Linked DNA regions of Homo sapiens: region 1 is linked to region 2. A link is an interaction called in ENCODE POLR2A ChIA-PET data of the cell type or tissue named here. Cell type or tissue: OCI-LY7. All regions are shown on one strand. Links, peaks and the distances in the headings refer to the core of each region. The heading gives the core; the rest is flanking DNA. Region 1 overlaps GCN1 (GCN1 activator of EIF2AK4). Region 2 overlaps BICDL1 (BICD family like cargo adaptor 1).

Region 1 (11,312 bases), core at 1,844-9,843, 120 kb before region 2:
AGATGAGGGTGCAGGAAACCAGGGTCGAGTCATGCTGGGACCCTCCCACAGGAGCAGGGGGGGTCAGTGTTCATGCTGTAGGGAGAGTGTCGAGGCTGGGCATTTGGGCTGCTTCAAGGAATAGATGACATGCCTATCCAAAAGCCTGTTTGTGGTTCTTTTTACAGTGTCTGCAGAACCCATCCAGCGACATCAGGCTGGTGGCTGAGAAGATGATCTGGTGGGCAAATAAGGACCCACTGCCTCCCCTGGACCCCCAGGCCATCAAGCCCATCCTGAAGGCTCTTCTTGACAACACCAAGGATAAGAACACCGTGGTCAGGGCCTACAGCGACCAGGCAATTGTCAACCTCCTCAAGATGCGGCAGGGTGAAGAGGTGTTTCAGGTGGGAGCCTGGGGGGCCTCACCAGGATGTGCTGTGAGCATTTGTCTTTCAGCTCTTCTTCAGCATGGAAATATTTAAACCACAGGCTCTTCTCTGCCACCACGGATGTGCTAGCTTTCAGGAGCAGATTAAGATTTGGGTGACTGGGGCCGGGCGCGGTGGCTCGCGCCTGTAATCCCAGCACTTTGGGAGGCTGAGGCGGGCAGATCACCAAGTCAGGAGATGAAGGCTAACACGGTGAAACCCCGTCTCTACTAAAAATACAAAAAAATTAGCCAGGCGTGGTGGGCGGCTTTGTCCCAGCTACTCAGGAGGCTGAGGCAGGAGAATGGCGTGAACCCAGGAGACGGAGGTTGCAGTGAGCTGAGATCATGCCACTGCACTCCAGCCTGGGCGACAGAGTGAGACTCCGTCTCAAAAAAAAAAAAAAAAAAAAAAGATTTGGGTGACTGGCCCAGTACCTGAAAACATACATTCCCATGGTTTTCAGACTTCTTTCCGAGCAGGGCCCTTTCTTCAAATAAAATCTCACATGACACCCAAACAGACATAGCAGATCCCAGGAGAGCTGCCCAGAGGAAACCCAGAGTTGTGTTCACTCAGTCCCCAGCCCCCAGCAGCCTTGAAAGCCCAAAAGCTGGCCAGCCGCGGTGGCTCACGCCTGTAATCTCAGCACTTTTGGGAGGCCAAGGTGGGCGGATCACCGGAGGTCAGGAGTTCGAGACCAGCCTGACCAACATGGAGAAACCCCGTCTCTACTAAAAATACAAAATTAGCCAGGTGTGGTGGCGCTATGTCTGTAATCTCAGCTACTCGGGAAGCTGAGGCAGGAGAATCGCTTGAACCTGGGAGGCGGAGGTTGTGTTGAGCTGAGATCGTGCCATTGCACTCCAGCATGGGCGACAAGAACGAAACTCCATCTCCAAAAAAAAAAAAAGCCCAAAAGCTGCAACTCCCACTGCCTCGTCTCATGAAAAGCATGATGGGGCCAGGTGCGATGGCTCATGCCTGTAATCCCAATACTTTGGGAAGCCAAGGTGGGAGGATCACTGGAGCCCAGGAATTCAAGATCAGCCGGGCAACATAGGGAGACTCTGTTTCTAAGAAAAAGGGAAAAATAGAAAAGCATGATGAGTGTTTTCATTGGCTTTCCCTGGATCCATCTGATTCCCTTATTTTGCCAGAGTCCACCTCAGTGTCTCTAGTTCTGGGGTTAACATTCATTTTTGTCTTTCTCCAATTGGAGAACGTGGCAGCCGTATGTTCTGACTATGTTTCCTCCTGCTCATCCTTCCCCACAGTCCCTCTCCAAGATCCTGGATGTGGCCAGTTTGGAGGTGCTGAACGAGGTTAACCGAAGGTCCCTGAAGAAGCTGGCCAGCCAGGCCGACTCCACGGAGCAGGTGGACGACACCATCCTGACATGAGAGGCCTGGGCCAGCAGCAGCATTGCCGCTCCACATCTTTGCTCAATGTTTTCATTTTTGAAAATACATTTGTTCCAATGGGGAGCTTGGAAGATGGCGTTCCCAGAAAGTATTTTAATATCAATAGACCACAGCCAAAGCCTTAAATCAAACCCACACACAACTGAAAATTGCCTCCTCCATCTCTCACCTTTTCCTGTGGAGAAGAGAAGGAAAAGCACACGCATGCGCCTCAGCAAATGGCAGCCCAGGAGCTGTTTGTCCAGTTTAGCATGGCTAGGTCTGGAACTATAATAGCAGGGTCAGACTGTGGGTTCCTCTTCTCCTGTGCTTGAGCTCTGGTTTGAGAGCTGGCGCTACCAACCTTTTTCCTATATCCCGAGTGGGGCACAGACGGTGGATCTCTGCCCAGTGTGGTGTGTCTGGCTTGGCTTTTCAATATTGTGAGGTCTGAATGGATCTGACCCCTGTCAGATGAAAATGATTCACAGCTCTGGCAGTTCCCAAGTCTGGGGAGGGGTATAGGTTTGAAAGGCTGTTTGAAAGAGGAATGTTTAATAAAGGCTTTGATTTAATCTTGATATAAACAGATTTTTAAAAATCTCCACCCATTAAACATGAAGCTTCCTGCATCAGGAATAAGGAAAGGTTTGTACCTGTTTTTGTAAGTATTCACAGTTCTCTGATTTCTGGACATATCTCTCTCCTGCTTTCGAAAGTCTTAGCATTCCCTGTAGACGTCTGTCCTGAGGTTGGGTTTTGAGAGGTGTGCAGCCTGGCCTGTGATCTCCCCCAGTGTGGAGAATGCAAAGGTCGAATTAGCCACTTTCCTGTTCTGTTCTGACTTGGAAAGGTAGGGAGCTTCTGGTACTCAGGTTGTAAAGAGAAATCCAGCCCCTCTGTGAATAAGAAAGGGCCACATTCCTATAGTTGAAGGACTTGGAAGAGGAAGCCAAAGTTGCATTTCAGCATCTGCCTCCTTTATGAATGACTTCCTTCCTCCTGATTCTTAGAAGGCTCGTGACACACACATTCTGTCTGATGGAGCACACCCCACTGGGCCTAGTGACGCAAGTTTTTCTGGGCTGCTCCCTGGCCACAATACAGGACAAACCTCTGTCAAAATTACTGGCCTGAGCTGTAAAAGGAAGAGAAAAAGTGGTAGTGGCAAACTCACTTTATAAAAGGTATAAAAATGCTATGCCAAAAAAAGCAAGACTTTGGTTATTAATAATGCAGCCAAGGTGGAAAGTAGGCCTGTGACTCAACACTTCCAATGAATAAGGCAAGGTGACCTCTGAGGCACTTCTCATGAGCCCTATTTTCTTGCAGCAGACATGGTGTCAGCTGGCTTGAGGTAACTGTAGAATCCCAGGGCTGGAAGGGACCTTGAGAGGTCAGCTGAGTCCTTGTAGCCAGAACAGCCAATGGCTACAACTTTTGGTAGCCATGGTAACTGTTCTCTGCCTCTGGAATTCGGATGGTCATCAGCATCCTCCCAACTGCCAAGGGCATGTGTCCATCAGGCTGTCTGCAAATGTGTTCTCCACCACCAGTCAGCTATGGGGAGATACGGGAAAAGTTTCTGTTGAGGGGCATGAGCTGGGAAACCTGTTAAGCTGTGAGACCATCTTCACTGTTTCCTCCAGGGTCTTGGATCAGATGCTGATATCCACCTGTGGCTTTTAGCCCCCCTTCTGCAACTGGGAGGGGAACCTGACGTACTTAGAGGTATCAGACACTCATTAAGCAAAATCCAAAGGAAAAACACCAGATACCAGTTCCAGAAACTGGAGGAGGATGAGCTCTCTGTTCGGAATGGATGGAGCTTGACTGACAGACGGGGATGACTCGAAGGCTCCCAGAGCATATTGAGTTGCATTCTCTGAGTCTGGAAGGAGGGTGTGAGCTCCCAGGAAGTGAGCCATGAAGGGCTGTCATGGACATGCCAGGGGAGCCCACAGAAAGGACCTTGTCACCCCAAAGTCCTAGCAGTCCTGAGAACAGCAGCCCAGACCAAGCACCCTGGGGACATTGAGGTTAGCAGCAGAGAAGCAAAAGCTGTTTGTCCTGGAGGCTGGTAGAGCTGTTTCACCTTGGGCAAGTCATCTGACCTCCCTGGGCCGGTTTCCTCTTATGTACAATGAAGAATTTGGAAGAGAAGCTCTAAAAATTTATTCTCAAAGTTATTCTGTAGGTGGTGGTACTCTCTAGGTTAATGGTACTTACAACAGATGACATTTGCTATCATTTCATTTAGTCCTCTTAACAGTTCTATGAAGCGGGTTCTCAATACTATTTTCTAGAGGAGGAAACTGAGGCACAGAGAGGCCACTCGCCCAGGGTCATATGGCTAGTAAATGGCAGCCTGTCCCCAGACCTCTGTTTTTAGCCTTTCTCTTAACTTCTCCTATGCCGGCTAGTTAGCCATCAGCATTTTTCATTCTTTAGAGCCTCCAGAACTTTTCCATCCAGGTATATACAGGAAATTAGTACGTGTATAGCACACTAAGTGAACAGCTCCAGCCGCCTTGCCCAGGGATGCCACCCCCTCCAGACCCTACCCAGCTGCTCTGCAGGCTGTGGGGAGGAGGACCTCACTCCACTTAACAGGACACTGGCTGGGAAAGTCTTCAGAGAAAGCGGATTATTCTCAAAGACTCGCAGTGATCCTCCAGGGGAGACTGTCCCTCTTTCTCTTCTTGTGTCTGAAAGTCAATGACAAAGTCATATTCCCTTATCCAGAGAAAACTGAAAAAGTTCTAAACTGAGCATTCCCAAACCTTCACCTAACTCTGGGAGCCTCAGGAATCATGGGCAGCAAGATTATTTTTAAAAGGTGGGGGTATTAGGCCGAGGCGGGCGGATCACCTCAGGTCAGGAGCAAGACCAGCCTGGCCAACATGGTGAAACCCTGTCTCTACTAAAAATACAAAAATTAGCCGGGCTTGGTGATGGGTGCCTGTAGTCCCAGCTACTCAGGAGGCTGGGGCAGGAGGCGGAGGTTGCAGTGAGCCAAGATTGTGCTACTGCACTCCAGCCTGGCGACAGAGCGAGACTCCGTCTCAAAAAAAAAAAAAAAAAAAAAAAAAAAGGTGGGGGGGTATTGTTAAAACATGGTTCACGCAACCCTTCAAGGAACCAGACCTTCAGGTACATTCTCTTTGTCCAACACTGTGATGCGGGAGGACTTGGGAGAGTGGCAGGGAGGCTGCAGATTTGACAGTTTTGGGTGCAGGGATTGGAGACATTATTTGACAGATTTTGAAACACAATTGGCAGTTAGGAATGTTTTTCCTCAATGTATGGCTCTGTGGATGTGTCTCAGATTGCTTCAATAAGGAAAAAGAGGAACCAATCTAACTTAAAAGGTCTAAGTTCTAAAATATTGTGAAGGAAATGTAGATACCGCTTTAAAGTTCTAGTGCAGGATAGTGGAGCCACAGGGACTTCCAGGACAGGTTAGAACCTTAATTTCACTGCTTAATACTAAGCTGTGTGATCTAGACCATGTTCCTTAACCTCTCTGAGTGCATCCCCTCACCTTGACAGCGCAGTCTCACCGTGTTGTCATCTGTGTTGAATGACATAATGCACTTTGCACAGAGCCAGGCACACATAGGAGGTTCTGGATACATGGATGGTGACAGTGAAACAAGGATGATGGGGAATGAGATTGATTTTGAGAAATGATGATGATGACTATGTTTGATTCTCCAAAATGCTGAGTGTACATACATCAGCACACAGATGGTCTCCACTGTGCATGGGCAGGAAGGCACATTACCACCACTTAGATCGGTGCTTCCCACCGTCGTGAGAGAGAGAGGCCGGCAGGACGTGGTCTTTATTTTATGAAGAGTAAAGTTGAGGTACAGGTGGCAAGGAGCATCTCTGAGGTCACATTGGCAGAACTGGGAAAAAACCCATATTTCTTGATTCTCCGCTCACCAAGCCCCAGGGGCATTCTACAAAAATAATTTGGAAGGTGAATGTAACAAAAGTGAAACCCACGTTCTTGGCCTGTGACTGGGTTTCACTTTTTAAGAGATGGAGCCCAGTTATTTCACAGGGTGGCTCTGAGTTGCCCCTAGGTTCTGTTAGGAAGGGTCCCTGCTGCCTGCCCCAGGGGAAGGGGAGTGTTGATGTCAACACAGCTCAAGACACTGGAAAAACTGGTCTGAGGGATGATTGCCTCAGAGGGATTTCTAGGTGAGACCTTCCTGATTGTGCCTGAATGGATACCCCAGTCCCTGTCAGGTTCCCTCCTGTGAGCTATTTCTCTAGTGAGATGGCGGCCTGGTCACAGGGACAATTAGTGCATGATAATTCCTCAGGGCTGTGCCCCGCAGTCCCACAAGAGAAAGCTGTGGGTTTTGAATGTATTTACATTAGATCTTTCTTACCACTTGGGTTCCCACAAAAAAGGGAGCTAGGAAGCTGGGGTGCAGGATTCAATCTAGCATTTCGCAAATATTTTGCCCTCAAGACTCCTTATTTATTTACATGCAGGGTACTGCTCTGCCGCCCAGGCTGGAGTGCAATGGTGTGCTCATGGCTCACTGCAGCCTTGAACTCTTGAGCTCAAGTGATCCTCCTGCCTCAGCCTCCTGAGCAGCTAGGACTACAGCCACACACCACCACACCTGCCTAATTTTGTTTGTTTTTGAGATGGAATCTCACTCTGTCGCCCAGGCTGGAGTGCAGTGGCGTGATCTTGGCTCACCGCAGCCTCTGCCTCCCAGGTTCAGGTGATTCTTGTGCCTCAGCCTCCAGAGTAGCTGAGATTACAGGTGCCCGCCACCATGCCCAGCTAATTTTTTTTTTTTTTTGTATTTTTAGTAGAGATGGGGTTTCACCATATCGGTCAGGCTGGTCTTGAACCCCTGACCTCAGGTAATCCACCTACCTTGGCCTCCCAAAGTGCTGGGATTACACGTGTGAGCCATCGTGCCCAGCCTGGCTAATTTTTTAAATTTTTTTTGTAGAGATGAGGGTTTCACTATGTTGCCCAGGCTGGTCTTGAACTCCTGGCCTTGAGCCATCCTCCCTCCTCAGCCTTCCGAAGTGCTGGGATTACAGGTGTTTGTCACTGTGCCCAGCCGGGATCCTTTTATATTTTGAAATTTTTTTGAGGACACCAAAGAGCTCTTGTGTATACCTATCTTACCTATTGATATTTAGCATCTTAGGAGTCAAAACCAGGCTAGGCACAGTGGCTCATGCCTGTAATCCCAACACTTTGGGAGGCTGAGGTGGGAGGATGGCTTGAGGCCAGGAGTTCAAGACCAGCTTGGGCAACATAGTGAGACTGTTGTCTCTACAAAAAATTTAAAAATTAAAAAAAAAAAAAATAGCAGCCAGACGCAGTGGCTCACACCTGTAATCCCAGCACTTTCAGAGGCTGAGGTGGGTAGATCACCTGAGGTCAGGAGTTTGAGACCAGCCTGACCAACATGGCAAAACCCCGTCTCTACTTAAACAACATAAATATTAGCTGGGCATGGTGGCATATACCTGTAATCCCAGCTACTCGGGAGGCTGAGGCAGGAGAATTACTTGAACCCAGGAGGTGGAGGATGCAGTGAGCCGAGATCATGCCACAGCACTCCAGCTCCCACCTGAGTGACAGAGCAAGACTCTGTCTCAAAAGAAAAAAAAAAAGCCAGGCATAGTGGTGTGGTGGTGTGTACACCTGCAGTCCCAGCTACTCAGGAAGCTGAGGTGGGAGGTTCACTTCAGTCCAGGAGGTCAAGGCTGCAGTGAGCCATGATCGTACCACTGCACTCCCAGCTTGGGCAAGAGAGAGACTCAGTCTCAAAAACAAACAACAACAACAAAGCAAAACTGTTCAAGTGGCATTGTTCCACATTTTTTTAGGTTTCTAATGTCTGGATTCGCATGTCAGCTCTGCATTTGGTCTGTTGTATCACATGTCATGTAGGCTCTGGCAAACACTGTACAGTCATAAGCAAATGAAAGTGAAAAAGGCAAATCACATCTTAGTATTGTGAACATGTTTTGACTCTGAAGATCCTTTGAAAAGGTCTTAGGGAGCCCTGCGGGTCCTCAGACTACACTTGCAAAACCACTGATTTAATAATATAAAGGTTGAGTGAGAAAATTCCTGCTAAACGGTTTGGAGTCAGGGGAAGAAGCTGACCCTGAGTTAGACCCCAAGTTTGGCCCACACCCCAAAAAGTGAACTCAAGAGAGGGTTCAACTAATTGTATCTGACATTCTGTCCAACTCTCACACTGTGTGTGTGGCTTCACTTTAATTCAACAGGTATCAAGCACCTACCAGGCACTGGGTCTCCAGAGGATACAGATAAAGAGATGGTCCCTGGAATCATGGAACTTACATTCACTTGATTTCTGGGGGCTACATCAGGGCAGGGCAAGGCCCACTGCCAAGTCTCTTGGTGTGGCATCAGGCTTGCAGGTGTGGGAGAAAGGGCCCGTTTCCACTTCCATCAGAGGGAGACACCAGGCATCATATCATATCCTCTCTTCCTTCCCTCTTGGACCAGTATGCTGAGTGGTCCCCATCTTGCTCCTAATTTAAAGTCCCTGTCGGTCAGTTTACCTGCCTTCTCTGAGTTCTGATTCACCACCCACTGCTTCCTTCCTGGATGATCACAGCACACGTTCCCTCCCTTGCTACCTAGCACTCAGCAGCTTTGAAGTCCATGTTGCTGTCTGAAATAATGGATTTCACAGGTCCCTCCAACCTCCACTGCACTGATCTTCATCCCTGACACTGCTACCCTTGAGGGCCTGAGGTCCCCCTCTCCTTTACCCACTTAGCCTTCTGGTTGGTGACACTTTACTTCCCAAAGCTCTTTGAAGCGCCCTTAGCTCATCTTCCCTCCAAATATTCACTCCTTATTATTTCCTGGCTGCTAATCCTCTGCTTCCACTATCCTGAAAAATACTTCATGAGCCCCACTGCTCTCACCACCAAGCATTGTTTCTCTTGTCATCCACTGCCAAACTTCCTGCCACCTCTGTGGCTCCACTGCCTGCTTCTGCAAACCTCAGCGTGCTCCCTGCTTTACTTTTCTCCTTGGACATACTTGGTGCCTGTATTCTCTATCAGAATATAAGCTCTATGAAAGCTGGGATTTTAAAATTTTACTTACTGCTGAATCCTCAGCTCGTAGATCAATGTCTGGCATAGTAGGCCCTCAAGTATTTGTTGAATGAGTGAATGACTTGTTCCCCACTAAACTGTAAACTCCGTGAGGACAGGAGCTTTGTTTTGTTCATGTTCTAGCCTCTGTGCCCACTACAGTGCCTAACACCTAGTAACTGTGCAAATTTTTTTTTTTTTTTTTTTTTGAGATGGAGTCTCGCTCTGTCACCCAGGCTGGAGTGCAATGATGCGATCTTGGCTCACTGCAACCTCCACCTCCCAGGTTCAAGTGATTCTCCTGCCTCAGCCTCCCGAGTAGCTGGGACTACGGGCGTGTGCCACCACACCCAGCTAATTCTTTTGTATTTTTAGTAGAGATGGGGTTTCACCATGTTAGCCAGGATGGTCTTGATCTTCTGACCTCATGATCCACCCGCCTCGGCCTCCCAAAGTGCTGGGATTACAGGCGTGAGCCACTGCACCCGGCCACTTAATATTTACTGAATTAAGGATGAATCCAGTTACCAGGTAAATTACGTGATTTTTTTTTTTGGAAGCTGCTTTGTCTAGTTTATAAGTTTGCTTATTGTCTTTTGCATCTGTCCCTGCTGTTACCTTACACCCAGGCTTCAGCAATAACCTTTAAAGCTCTGCAGCTGAAATCCATCCTGCACCCTGCCAGATTACTTCACTAAAATATTTTGAGATTGCCTCTTTGCTCAAAAACTTTCAATGCCTCCTCATCGTATTAATAGTTTCTAATGTGCAAACAGGTGGTGTTGCAAAAGTTCATCTGTAAGTTAGCTGTTCAGAGCAGTGGAACAAAGTTTCCCATTACTGGACACACTGATCCTTTAGGTCACACAAGTTTACATATGTATACAGTGAGAAGGAGAAAGAAAGCTTAACATAACTCATCACTGAACTGTAGTTTAAATAAATGTCTAACAATGTTTCCAGAAGAAAATGTGCTGATTCATTTTGAGATGCCAGGCACATACCCTGGCCTGCAGGGAATTCCCCTCCAAGCCAAATGATGATTCTCATAGACTGTGACAGGGACTGTCTAAATAGACACTCAAAGCTCTCCTATTCCAGTGCCATCATGACATCTTTATGATAAAATCTTCTCCCCATCATTCTAACTAAAAGCTATAGCTTTCCTCCTCTGAAGTCTAGACTGCATATCTGACAGCTTTTCTATCTACTGTATTGTCTTATACTTTCAATTTCCTCATGAGTATGTCTTAACTCTTGATGAGGCTGTGAACTGGTGAGAAAAGGCTCTGTTCCTTTTTTTTTTTTTTTTTTTTTAAGACGGAGTCTTGCTCTGTCGCCTAGGCTGGAGTGCAGTGGTGCAATCTCGGCAACCTCTGCCACCCGGGTTCAAGCGATTCTCCTGCCTTAGCCTCCCGAGTAGCTGGGATTACCGGCGCCTGCCATCGTGCCCGGCTAATTTTTTTTATTTTTAGTAGAGATGGGGTTTCACCATCTTGGCCAGGCTGGTCTTGAACTCCTGACCTCGTGATCCTCCCGCCTCAGCCTCCCAAAGTGCTGGGATTATGGGTGTGAGCCACAGCGCCCGGCCTAAGGCTCTCTTCTTATAACCTCTGCAATCCGTGGCACATAAACACTCATTAAATAGTTACCAAAGAAATGAAGGAATTTATGCCGATTGCTTTCCAGATGACACATGCAGGCAAAGTCAGGAATCTGGTTTTAATGGCCAATTTGGATTTATTTCCCAAAAATATCCTACAGCCTTATTATCAGGAAGCTGCCTTGAAAATGTGTGCTAGAGTCTACAGTAGGAAATGGCTCAAAGTATGAATCAGTGCAAAATGACCTTGAGTAACATTGGTTACAGTCTGTCACATGCCTACATGTGCCAGGTAATTTACAAACATAACTCTAAAACAACCATTCTGTGAGGAAACGGGGGCTTTGAGATAGTGTGATGTGACTTACCTAAGATCACAAAGCTTTTAAGGGATGGAGGCCAGGATTCCAAAGCTAGCATTGGAACGAAAGTCTTCCCGACACCAGCCCAGGTTGTGAAGATGAGCTAGGAGGACCTACTGCCTCGCTGGCTGGTTAGGGCTGGGCGTGCCTCCCTGGTGGAAGGAAGGTACATACCTTCCTTCTCCCCCTCTATTTCCTAAAACTGCTGAGTCAGAGGATGGCCCTAACCTTCCCGACCAAGGGGGACTTTCTATCGGGAGCACATGAGCAGCTCTTCTCCCTAGCCAGTACCTTCAGATTCCAAGCTCATGTTATTTCGATATCACCACACTGATTCTCAGCTCCCGGAAAAACAACTCAAGGCTTGAGTCAGACACTCCATGTGTTGTTCAATGATCCC
Region 2 (11,312 bases), core at 1,007-9,006:
TGAATATGTTCTGCATGCAAAGGCGGCAGCATTACAAAGTTACCAGACATGATATACCACATCATGTGAGACTATCTCTCTACTAATTTTCTTTCCAACAGAGATCGCATACGTACATGTGGACATTTAGAGAGCGAAGGAATCATCTCGTTCAATCTCCGTGTTTTACTGACAGAAATTGAAACCCAGAGTGAGGATTTATTCAAAGTCAGAAAATTAGTGACAGAACATGGGCTAGAACCTAGGTCTTCTGTTTTCCAGGTCAATTCATTCCATTAAAGCACAATGCTATTCTTCCTCATGTTTAAACAGAAATGCTGTTGGACTTTATGGGAATGAGAAAAAAACCTCTATTATGTAAAGCCATTGAGAGCTTAGGGTTTATGTATTATAACAGTTAATGTTATTCTACCTAATATAACCATGAAAGGGTCTATCTCACCCTAAGGCAATCCCTGAAAAAGATACCAACTTTTTTTTATTTTGGGGATTCTGGATCAAGTTATAACTTCAAAGGAATTTACCCAACTCTGTGATTATCAAAGATATTACCTGAGTACAAAAAGACCAAACAGCTTCTCTATCTGGGATAGAATGGTGAATGTGTACCAAAAAAGGTGATACTGTTACAACTATATCTGCCTTGGAATCCTACCTAGTTAGAATTGGAAGATCTTAGCAATCAGCCACTCTAATCTCTTTAGAAAACTGAAGCCCAGGACTCTTTCTACTGACTCCATTATGGCTGACACTGGCTAGTTGTTCACCAACCCATTTCTTCTCCTCCCTGGGCAAAAAGCTGGTCTACATTTCCCAGGTTTTCTTGTAACTGAGTATGGCCATGTGACTGAGCTCTGACCAGCAAATGAGCGGAAGCAACAGGCACCATTTCCAGGCATAGCCCACAGAAATCTTCCAGGTTCTTTTCCTTCTGCTACGACCTTAGAAGTCACCTGTTGAAAACAGCCGAGTCACAAGATGGAAGATGGCTGGAGGAGAACTGAATCACTGCCTGAACTAAGAGCCACTGACCACTCAGGAATACCAGCTTTTAATTCCTGTTAGGCTACTAAAAGTTGGTGACTGATCCGTCACAACAACTTCAGTATTAACGAATAAAACTGTAACTAGGGTTACTCTTCTACAAATAATGAATACCACCCCTTTTTTTCTTAATCAGTAAATATCATTTATTATCAAAGAGATGGCTTGTTTTACTTGTTAAGCCAGTAAGAGCCCCACAGGAAGCAGCAGAGGACTGGGACTGCAGACTTGAGCAAATCACTTAACTTCCCCGGGGCTCTGCTTCCTTAACTAGTCATAGATTAGTGACTGCACATCATTTTTCTTTAAACTCAGATAAAAAAAAACACTTTTTCCCTCAAATAAAATATTAAACAGAACTTCAATACATAAAACATTAAAATGCTCAGGTTGAAGTGAAAATGGGGAAGGGGACAGGAATCCACCAGATTAACAATCCATTCAGCTCTTCCTTGCAGCTATTCCCTGAGGCACCTCTTAGAGACCTATGGCTCCTCAGAATAGTTTGAGAACCGCTGATTGAAACCAATGGTTTTCCAAATTATATGGGATTTTTTTGTTGGCACCCACAGCCCTTTTCCATATGAAATCTTATGTGAAGCCTCAATAAACAGAACAGATAAACAGAACAAAGTAATCTTTTATTAAGTATTTTATAATGTAGATGTATAAAATTTATAAACTCAATTAAGAAAAATTAGACCTTTCCAAAATAATTTGAAATTGGAGGATAAGGATGATGGTGGCAATCTTACTCAGTATGCATGTATTTGTGAATTTAGTTGATTTTAAATATTGAAAACAAATTGTTTTATTCACCCAGTGAAGCAGTTACAAGCGCAACCAGTTTTACTCAGTCCACCTTACAACTGCATAATACTCTTTAGTTAATAGAAGTGGCATGGAGGCTGCAGGCTGGCGTCTCCACACATTCAGGCAAAGCTGGCAGCACAGGCTGAGGCACTGGTGGTCTTGCGTGTGTTCTACATGACATCTCAAGAGGGTTCATGATGACTATTTTGGTAATGGTTCTTTGGAGTGTTACAAATTTTAAAAACACATTCAAGTTTGCAGAATCCCTGAAGAGCAAACATTTCACAAACCACTGGTCCAGATAGACCAGAAGTTCTCTTTTAGCTCTAAAACACTTATAATAGCACTGGACTATTGGCCCAGATGCCAATGTAGAGAAATGGAGATGATGCTATCTGTGTCAAAACATTACTTGCTTTTCTGTTGATGGTTCATTCACTGGATACAGATATTTTGTTTTTCAAAGCAACAATACTTAGGAACCACAACTATGGGCTAACCAGCATAAGTAACAAAAGAGTATATAGTATGCTGCCAACTTTTTGTCTGCCTGTCAACTCCAACCTTCCTACCATCTGCAATCTTCCTACCATTTACCAAGTACAAAATTTGGGGGCCCCACCTCACATCAGGCAAGGGCAGCTCATTTAAACTCTATTTTTATCTCTCCTACACAATATACCAAGCTGTCTACAAGGATTGAGTGAATCCAGATTTCAAGGTAAAAAGAAAGACTAACTGCCACATTAAGCCAAATCTAGAAGCATGAAAAAGATCTACCCCTACAGTAATTAATCTGAATCTTGGGCCTTCAAACCTCCAAAATTTAGGCCCAATATACTAGAACTTTAGGCGTTCCTCTTTGGAAAAAGAAAACCAGAACTAGATACTTGTAGCCCACACAACCAACCTGAAGACTCTTGAATCAGGCATGGCTCTCTCGGTAAATAATTAAGAACAGGCTCAGCCAGGCGCAGTGGCTCATGCCTGTAATCCCAGCACTTTGGGAGGCCGAGGCGGGCGGATCATGAAGTCAGAAGATCGAGACCATCCTGGCCAACATGGTGAAACCCCATTTCTACTAAAAATACAAAAATTAGCTGGGTGTGGTGGCGTGTGCCTGTAATCCCAGCTACTCGGGACGCTGAGGCACGAGAATCACTTGAACCCAGGAGGTGGAGTTTGCAGTGAGCCGAGATTGCGCCACTGCACTCCAGCCTGGTGACAGAGGAAGACTCCATCTCAAAAAGAAAAGAACAGGCTCAACTAATCAATACAAGAATCTACCAAAAAAAAAAAAAAAACACCTCTATGCCGGAAGAATAAGCAATTACCACCCTAATGTGTTTAACCTACTAATTAGCAATAGCACAATCTGGAAATGCTGGAAAATCTGTCTTCACAGAAGAGAGCTCCTATGTAAAAGGCCCTTTTCTGTTTTAGCTGAAGTGGTCCTCTCAATATACCACTTTTAATCCTTCTAGTACATCCTTAATATAACAAACATTGCTAAGAATGAATTCCAAACATTTGGATTCATTTTACCTAGTGATGTAAAAGGCATCCAAAACAATACCACCCAGCAAATATCAACCAAAAAATCAACCAAATCAATGAGATAGAAATACATATGAAGTGGTTTTTATTTCCAATTGACTACCCATCCTGGAAGATTTACAAAAAGCCAATCCTCAAGCCAGTGGTTAACATGTAACCTTTGCAAGGCCTTGAGCAAGTGTCACCAAACTTCTGACCCTCAGTTTCCTTATCTGCCAAATAAAGAGTAACTATTGGCTGGGCACAGTGGCTCACGCCTGTAATCCCAGCATTTTGGGAGGCCAAGGCAGGTGGATCACTTGAACCCAGGAGTTCAAGACCAGCCCGGGCAGCACGGTGAAACTCATCTCTATAAAAAGTATAAAAAATTAGCCAAGAATGGTGGCTTACAGCTGTAGTCCCAGCCACCTGGGAGGCTGAGGTGGGAGGATCACCTGATCCCAGGAGGTCAAGGCTATAGTGAGCCATGATGGCGCTGCTGCACTCCAGCTTGGGCAATAGAGTGAGATCCTGTCTCAAAAAAAAAAAAAAAAAAAAAAAAAAGAAAGAGTAATTATCATGACTTCCATCACAGGCAGGAATGGGATCAGAAGAGGTCACATATGAGAACGTCCTTTGGAAATTTAAATAGCTGTTATTTGGTTGAGAAATTATCTTGTTTTCATAACTTCTTTCTAGAATAGGATGACTAAAAATTGCCAGCCTCTGTAAACGAAGCAGACTTTTAAGAAAAAAACAAATAATACAGCCCCCACCTCAAAAGGAACAAAAGCCCATTCAGCAATTAAAACTACTTCTGATAACCAGCTGTTGCTCACTGTAAAGTGTTCTAGAAACAAAAATGGTTCTGCATCACTCAACAGAGGCAGAGTGGTGGTGACACTTATGGACACTGTATTAATGTCTTTAACTCCAAGAAAGGAAACTGGGAGAAATGTGCTTCAAGAAGTGTACCAGACGCAGAGTTGCTAATCCAAAATGAGCTGTTTAAAGAACAAGGATCTGTTTACCTTTCAGAGGAAAATTAGTCTTTTCAGAGAAGATTAGTTTCAGCTAGTATGCAAACTGTATTCTTTGTGTGTGGATAAGGCATTAGAGGCTGACTGAGGAAAACAGCTCCAAACAGGCAGGAAACAGACAAAGCATCTGTTTGCATTAACTTCCTCCTACACATCTCACCTCACAGGCATGAACTCAGAAGGTGGTTCTTCTAGGAGCTGAGAGTGTGTACGTGGGGGGTGGGGGACACTCTTGTCTGAATTCAGCTTCCGTCACTGTGAATGAGGAAATTCTTGGTGACAACCTCATGAAAGGTACTAGAACAGAGTCTCAGGTCCTGAGAGAGCTCAGATGGCTGCGGAAATTTAACTCAGTATTTCACCTCAATACAACAGAATTCTCATTTGTTCTACTTATGTGAAACTAACATGGATATGTAAAGGGCATCTCAACCTTAATTATCCACACAGTCTAAGATGAATTATTTGACTTTATATTCCAACCTATCCCTCTTTCCTTCCTCTAGCCTTTGGTCTCTCAAGTTAATGATGCCACTATTCCTCCAGTAGCTCAAGACAAAAACCTAGGAGTCATTTTTGATTATTTTTTTTCTTTAACCTTCCTTCCCACAACCATTTATTCCATTAGTAAGTCTTGTCAGTTCTACCTTCAAAACATATATCCAACCTAACCCGTTTCAACACTTCCATAATCAAAGCTACCATCAACTCTACCTGGGGAGTCGCTTCTTCATCCATCTCTATCCCTCCACCCTCAGCCCGATAATCCATCCTCCTAGAGTAACTAATCTTTTAAAAGTTGTTATCAATCAGGTCATGATGCTCCCCTGCCAAAAACATATCACTGGCTTCCCAGCACACTGACTAAAACCCCTGGTAGCTAGCAAGGCCCTATGAGATCTGGCTGCTGATTACCTCTCTGATCTCATCTCCTAACCCTTTCCAAGCTAACCACACCCCAGTCATAGCAGCCTTCTTTCCACTGTTCTTAGGCTTTTACATGTTGTTTTCTTTGCCAGGAATACTCTTTTGCTCCTTTTTATCCTGCTCAAACTTCACCTCCCCAAAGGTTCCTTCCTGAGAATCCTATCAAAAATTGAGTTGTCTCTACAGCTACCACTTTCTCCTCCTTACCTGGTTTTATTGTATTCATAGTACTATCACTAGCTGATTTGTCTGTTTATGTATTTCCTTCTTTACTGTCAACTTCCTGCATTATTTTCAGACAGGGAATGCACCTTGTTCACTGTAGCATCACTGTTACTCAGAACAGTGACTTCATACATAGTAGGTGCACATTATAAGTATTTGAATGAATGAATGAATGAATGAATTTTTCAAATTGTGAAATACAACATATATAAAGATAAATACATAAAACAAATACGTCTTGCTTAACAAATAATTATAAAGCAAACACCCACATAATTCCCACCAAGGTCAAGAAACAGAACACTGCCAGCTTTCCAGAAGCCTCCTCTCCAGGCACCATTCCATGATGACGGGGATCCTCCCCACCAATCACACACATTCCCCAGGTAACCATTATCTTGACTTTTGTGATGATAATTACCTCAGTTTTCTTTATAGTTGTACTATGTATGCATACAGAATGATAGGTTTTGCACTCTTGATGAAGGTAGATATGAGGAGAGTATAGACTATTAAAACATTCTTGGAGCAATATGATAGTATCTATTAAAAATTTAAATGTACATACCATTTGACCTAGCTATCCTGTTTGTAGGCATCTAACCTAGAAAAATGTGAAGAGTGCAAAAATGTATGAACAAGGATGTTCACTGCAGCAGTATTTGTAACACTAAATCACTATAACCAACACATATGCCCTTCAATGGCATAGCTGTTACATTAGCCGTGGTACCTCCATATGTGCTATATGGAATACTATATACAACCATTTAAAATACTTTAAAAAAAATTCCAAGATATAGTAAGTGAAAGAATTTTAAGAAAACCATTTTGTTTAAAATGAAAGCAAAAACGGCTGGGCGTGGTGGCTCACACCTGTAATCCCAGTACTTTGGGAGGCCGAGGTGGATCACCTGAAGCCAGGAGTTTGAGACCAGCCTGCCAACATGGCAAAACCGCATCTCTACTAAAAATACAGAAATTGGGTAGGCATGGTGGCACTCGCCTGTAATTCCAGCTACTTGGGAGGCTGAGACACAAGAATCATTTAAACCCAGGAGGTGGAGGTTGCAGTGTGCCGAGATTGTGCCACTACACTCCAGCCACCGCACTCTGGGAGACAGAGCAAGACTCTCTCAAAAACAAACAAAAACAAAGCAAAATAAGTAGAAAAGTTATGTACAACATGTGTGCATGTGTGTATCACATATGAAGAAATACAAAAAAAATTAACACCAAACCATGGCTAGTATTTTCTTTGGAAGAGGACCATGGGAGATTTTCACTGAACATTTGTACTGAACATTTCTCTATTGTCTCAATATTATTTCACAGTGAACATGAATTCTTTTTGCCATCAGGAAACACAATAAACATTTTTAAAATTTAAAAATCTATAGGCCAGGTACGGTGGCTCATGCCTGTAATCCCAGCACTTTTCGAGGCCGAGGTGGGCAGATCACCTGAGGTCAAGGAGTTTGAGACTAGACTGGCCAACATGGTGAAATCCCGCTTCTACTAAAAATACCAAAAATTAGCCGGGTATAGTGGCGGGCGCCTGTAATCCCAGCTACTCAGGAGGCTGAGACAGGAGAATCCCTTGAACCTGGGAGGCTGAGGCTGCAGTGAGCTGAGATCGTGCCATTGCACTCCAGCCTGGGCAACAAGAGCGACACTCCGTCTCAGAAACAAACAAACAAACAAATCTATAAAACTTAAACTTAGGATAGAGGCAAAACTAGAATTTCTGAATATCTACTAAGGAATATTCAGTAAAGCTAAGTTCCTTAAGAAGCCGACCCTATCCTAGCCAGATAAATCAAAGTTCATAAAAATAACACCCCATTGGGAGCCAATCTTTCATAAACATAGATTTCAAACTTCCTGGCTTCACCTGAACTATAATGGATCTTTGTTTCTTTATTTCAGTCTCTCCTTCACCAATATTTAGACCATTCCTCCAGGTATCTCTTGGCCTAATCCCTTCTAGTTTAAAGTACAGGCTTTGGATTCTCCTGGCCTTGGACCTAGGCATAACTTCCTGTTGAATGCTCTTTATCACCCTCCCTATCTCAGTGATTCTATAGTAGAAACCCATCTTGGCTTCATTCAGCCTTTGAAGCAGCCCTTTTTATACAATGCTCCCAAAACAGCTTCTCTCTTTGGGTATTAGGGAGTAATACCCAAAGTCATAGTGACAAGGCACATGACCCCAATTCTGGATGTGAGAAACTGGGGAGAGGTTTGTTAGAGACACTTGTAGCACTGTGATGAGGGGAAAGGGATAAATGGAGGGGGCTCTGGGAAAACAAATGCAAAAAGAATATAGCACAATACCTAAATAAATCAAAGAAAAAATAATTATTTTAAGGTGAATTCTCGAGTTTTACTCTTGAAGAAGCCATCAGGGCTGCACAGTGAGCAATTATATATCCTACGTGAGGCTCTGCTCAGAAGCAATCACCATTCAGCTTTCCAAATGAGAACCTCTGGCTGCCTCCTTCTCCATACTACAGACCATGTGGAGCATGAGAACAGATGAGATGACACAGAGTTGCAGACAGGGAGTTCTTTTGTCTAGTGTACGCTCCCAAGAAGGACAGGAAAGCCATAATGATACCTAAACCCAAATAATGGCCAATCGTCCCATGAGACGAGAATTTTTTGTAAAAGCTAAAAGGCTCATTTCCATACCCATCAGTAGAGTCAGAGAACTACAGAACCAATCGCTCTGTAACTGACCAACCTGCAGACCATGGAGAAGCACAGTGCAATGCAAAAGGACCTGCAGACTTTAAATCAATGCACAAAAGCTCTGTCCATTCTCATATGTAGTCACTCTTCTCAATTCATTGAAGACTGGCTTTTTATGCAATTCCAGGAGTATCTATGATAATAATATTAGGTGTCTAGGCAAGTGAGTCACCATTAGCTATAGGTTGCCTGTCAAAGCACTGATATCCATGGCACCTTTGACAACTGGTTTTCAAACAGCATACACGCAGTGTAAGAGTGAGTGTGAAAGTCAGGAGTGCACTTCTAAAGAGTACATGGAGGGGTAGTGTATTCTTGACAGTTATAGTTCTAATAATCTCCTTATTGGGTATTTTAGATAATCATTTAACAACAACAACAAAACCCAACCATCTTTTATTGAATGCCCACTCTGCTAGATACCTGTTTACAACAATAAACAAGACAGATAGAGTCCCTGCTCTCATAGAGTTTACAGTCTAACAGTATTCATCAAAGAATGCTGTTCCCTTAGCTCTTCCACAGCTGGCTCCTCACCCTTGGGGTCTCATCTCAGATGTTGTCTCCCCACAGAAGCCTTCCCTACCGACTGTTTTTTTTTTTTTTTTTTAAAGATGGGGTCTTGCTCTGTTGCCCAGGCTGGAGTGCAGTGGCACAATTTCGGCTCACTGCAGCCTTTGCCTCCCAGGTTCCAGCGATTCTCCTGCATCAGACTCCCCGGTAGCTGGAGATTACAGGCTCACGATACCATGCCCAGCTAATTTATGTATTTTTAGTAGAGATGGGGTTTCACCATGTTGGCCAGGCTGGTCTCAAATGCCTGACCTCAGGTGATCTGCCCGCCTTAGCCTCTCAAAGTGCTGGGATTACAGGCGTGAGCCACCATGACCCGGCCCCCTACCGAGTCTTTCTAAGGTAGAAAAAGCTCCCTGCTTTCTAGTCAGTCTCCATCAAATCACCCTTCATAGTACCTACTGCAATCTGTATCTTGTGGATTGTTCATTTATTTATACATCTTCTCCTACTAGCTTCATAAAACAGAGGACTTGTGTTCTCCACTGTATTCCCAGTGCCTTGATCAATAAATATTTGCTGAATGTTGAATTAAAGAAGATCTAAAAAAATAATAAAGGCTTTCATATTTTACTCAAGGAATAGAATGCAGGTTAGTCTTTAGAGGAGGGTAATGAGAGAGGTGGATTGGGACTTTTTCAAAGAATAAAATTAAGGGTTCTAAGTATCTTCCCATGAACCATGGCAGCTCTTAGTCATATGGCCAAAGGCTTATGTATCTTTGGTATGTAAATATGTTATTAAGTATATGCAACCCCCCAGAAAAGTGACACTACTGTGAACACCTCCCACAGACAGCACTGATTAACATCCAAGAGTTGTATCTGTTGGTAAGAAAACCCCAACACGTTTCTTATGGGTTGAATTATGTTCCCCTTCCCCTATCCATATATTGAAGTTCAAAACCCAGTACCTCAGAATGTGACCTTATTTAGAGACAGGGTCTTTACATAGGTAATCAAATTAAAATGAGGTCATTAGGGTGGGTCTAATCCAATATGGTTGGCGTCCTTATAAGGTTAGGAGAAATGAGTGACTGCTATGGGTACAGGGTTTCTTTTGCGGAGGGTGACATGTTCTCTAATTAGATAATGGTGATAGTGGCACACCTCTGTAAATAACTAAAAACTACCCAATTATACACTTAAAAAAATTTTTTTTTAAGAGACAAAGTCTCACTCTGTCACTCAGGCTGCAGTGCAGTGGTGTGATCATAGCTCATTGCAGCTTCAAAGTCCTGGGCTCAAGCAATCAGCCAGTACTACAGGCATGCACCACTACACATGGAGAATTTAAAAACATTTTTTTTGTAAAGACAGGGTCTTACTGTATAGTTCAGGCTAGTCTCAAGCTCTTGGCCTCAAGTGATCCTCCTGCCTCAACCTCCTAAAGTGCTGGGATTACAGACATGAGCCACTGTGCTAAGCCCCAAATTGTACCCTTTTAAAGGGTAAATGTTATGGTATGTGAATTATATCTCAATAAAGCTGTTATTAATAAAGAGAAGAGCAGCCCTGGAGGCCAAGGAAGCCAATGAGATGTATGTAAACTCTGGACGAAGGTATCAAAGAAATACTGTACATTTTAGATATTATACATTTCATACTTATAAAAACACATTTTAAACACTATAAGAAAAGTACGGCCTTTGGCCAGGCGTGGTGGCTCATGCCTGTAATCCCAGCACTTTGGGAGGCCGAGGCGGGCAGATCACAAGGTCAGGAGATCGAGACCATCCTGGCTAACACAGTAAAACCCCATTTCTACTAAAAATACAAAAAATTAGCCGGGCGTGGTGGCAGGCGCCTGTAGTCCCAGCTACTTGGGAGGCTGAGGCAAGAGAATGTCATGAACCCGGGAGGCGGAGCTTGCAGTGAGCTGAGATTGTGCCACTGTACTCCAGCCTGGGCGACAAAGCAAGACTCTGTCTCAAAAAAAAAGAAGAAGAAAAAGAAAAGTATGGCCTTCTATTACCTCTGTTGATTATCTTGTCTTAATTCACTTCAAAATATTTAACTCCTCTAGTTCCTGGATACTCAGTTAATAAAACGCTATCTAAACTTGCTGCTGATGGAAACCCCAGGGGCTGGTCCTGCTTGAAAAAAGGGAAAAAGCTATAAAACTCACCAAGGGCCTATATTCAAGGCCAGAAAGGATAACAAAAATCTAGATCTAGTAGAAATGTTATCTTCCTACGTTCTTTTAGGAGCAGCTTATCAGGATTTTCTATAAGAAATTAGGCAAAGTGAACAAATTATAAAGACACTGCTTTAGTAAAACAACCATCAACACTGAAACAAATCCTTACCTTCACACGCTGTTTAACATAAACACATTATCTCATTTTTCATTTCAATAATACTTGTATGAGGCATAATTTTTACACCCATTTTAAAGAAA

What was found. Peaks named below come from ENCODE experiments on the same cell type or tissue, not always from the same donor. Only the 100,000 strongest peaks of a DNase experiment are listed, where the experiment ranks them.
Region 1: POLR2A ChIA-PET joins it to region 2 with 39 read pairs; 10 of 35 experiments call an interaction of 5 or more read pairs at or near these places.

The regions. Positions count from the first base shown.
Region 1 is chr12:120,118,350-120,129,661 of GRCh38, reverse strand. GCN1 (GCN1 activator of EIF2AK4) reads left to right here. Exons shown (of 58, transcript NM_006836.2): 57 at 168-386; 58 at 1,688-2,460. The coding sequence ends at 1,813. It overlaps RAB35-AS1 (RAB35 antisense RNA 1), which reads right to left. Exons shown (of 1, transcript NR_182302.1): 1 at 10,659-11,312. Among named protein-coding and RNA genes, the nearest start is that of RAB35-AS1, 7.1 kb to the right of the region's middle. RefSeq lists enhancers at 5,654-5,793, 9,666-9,725, 10,841-10,890, 10,931-11,000, 11,031-11,130 and 1 more. In OCI-LY7, for the core only: no CTCF peak of the experiment used is centred there; DNase peaks (open chromatin) are centred at 5,611, 7,511, 7,781 and 8,443; H3K4me3 peaks cover 3,329 bases; H3K27ac peaks cover 5,735 bases.
Region 2 is chr12:120,000,796-120,012,107 of GRCh38, reverse strand. The region is part of intron 2 of BICDL1 (BICD family like cargo adaptor 1); the gene reads right to left. Among named protein-coding and RNA genes, the nearest start is that of BICDL1, 17 kb to the right of the region's middle. In OCI-LY7, for the core only: no CTCF peak of the experiment used is centred there; a DNase peak (open chromatin) is centred at 4,627; H3K27ac peaks cover 806 bases.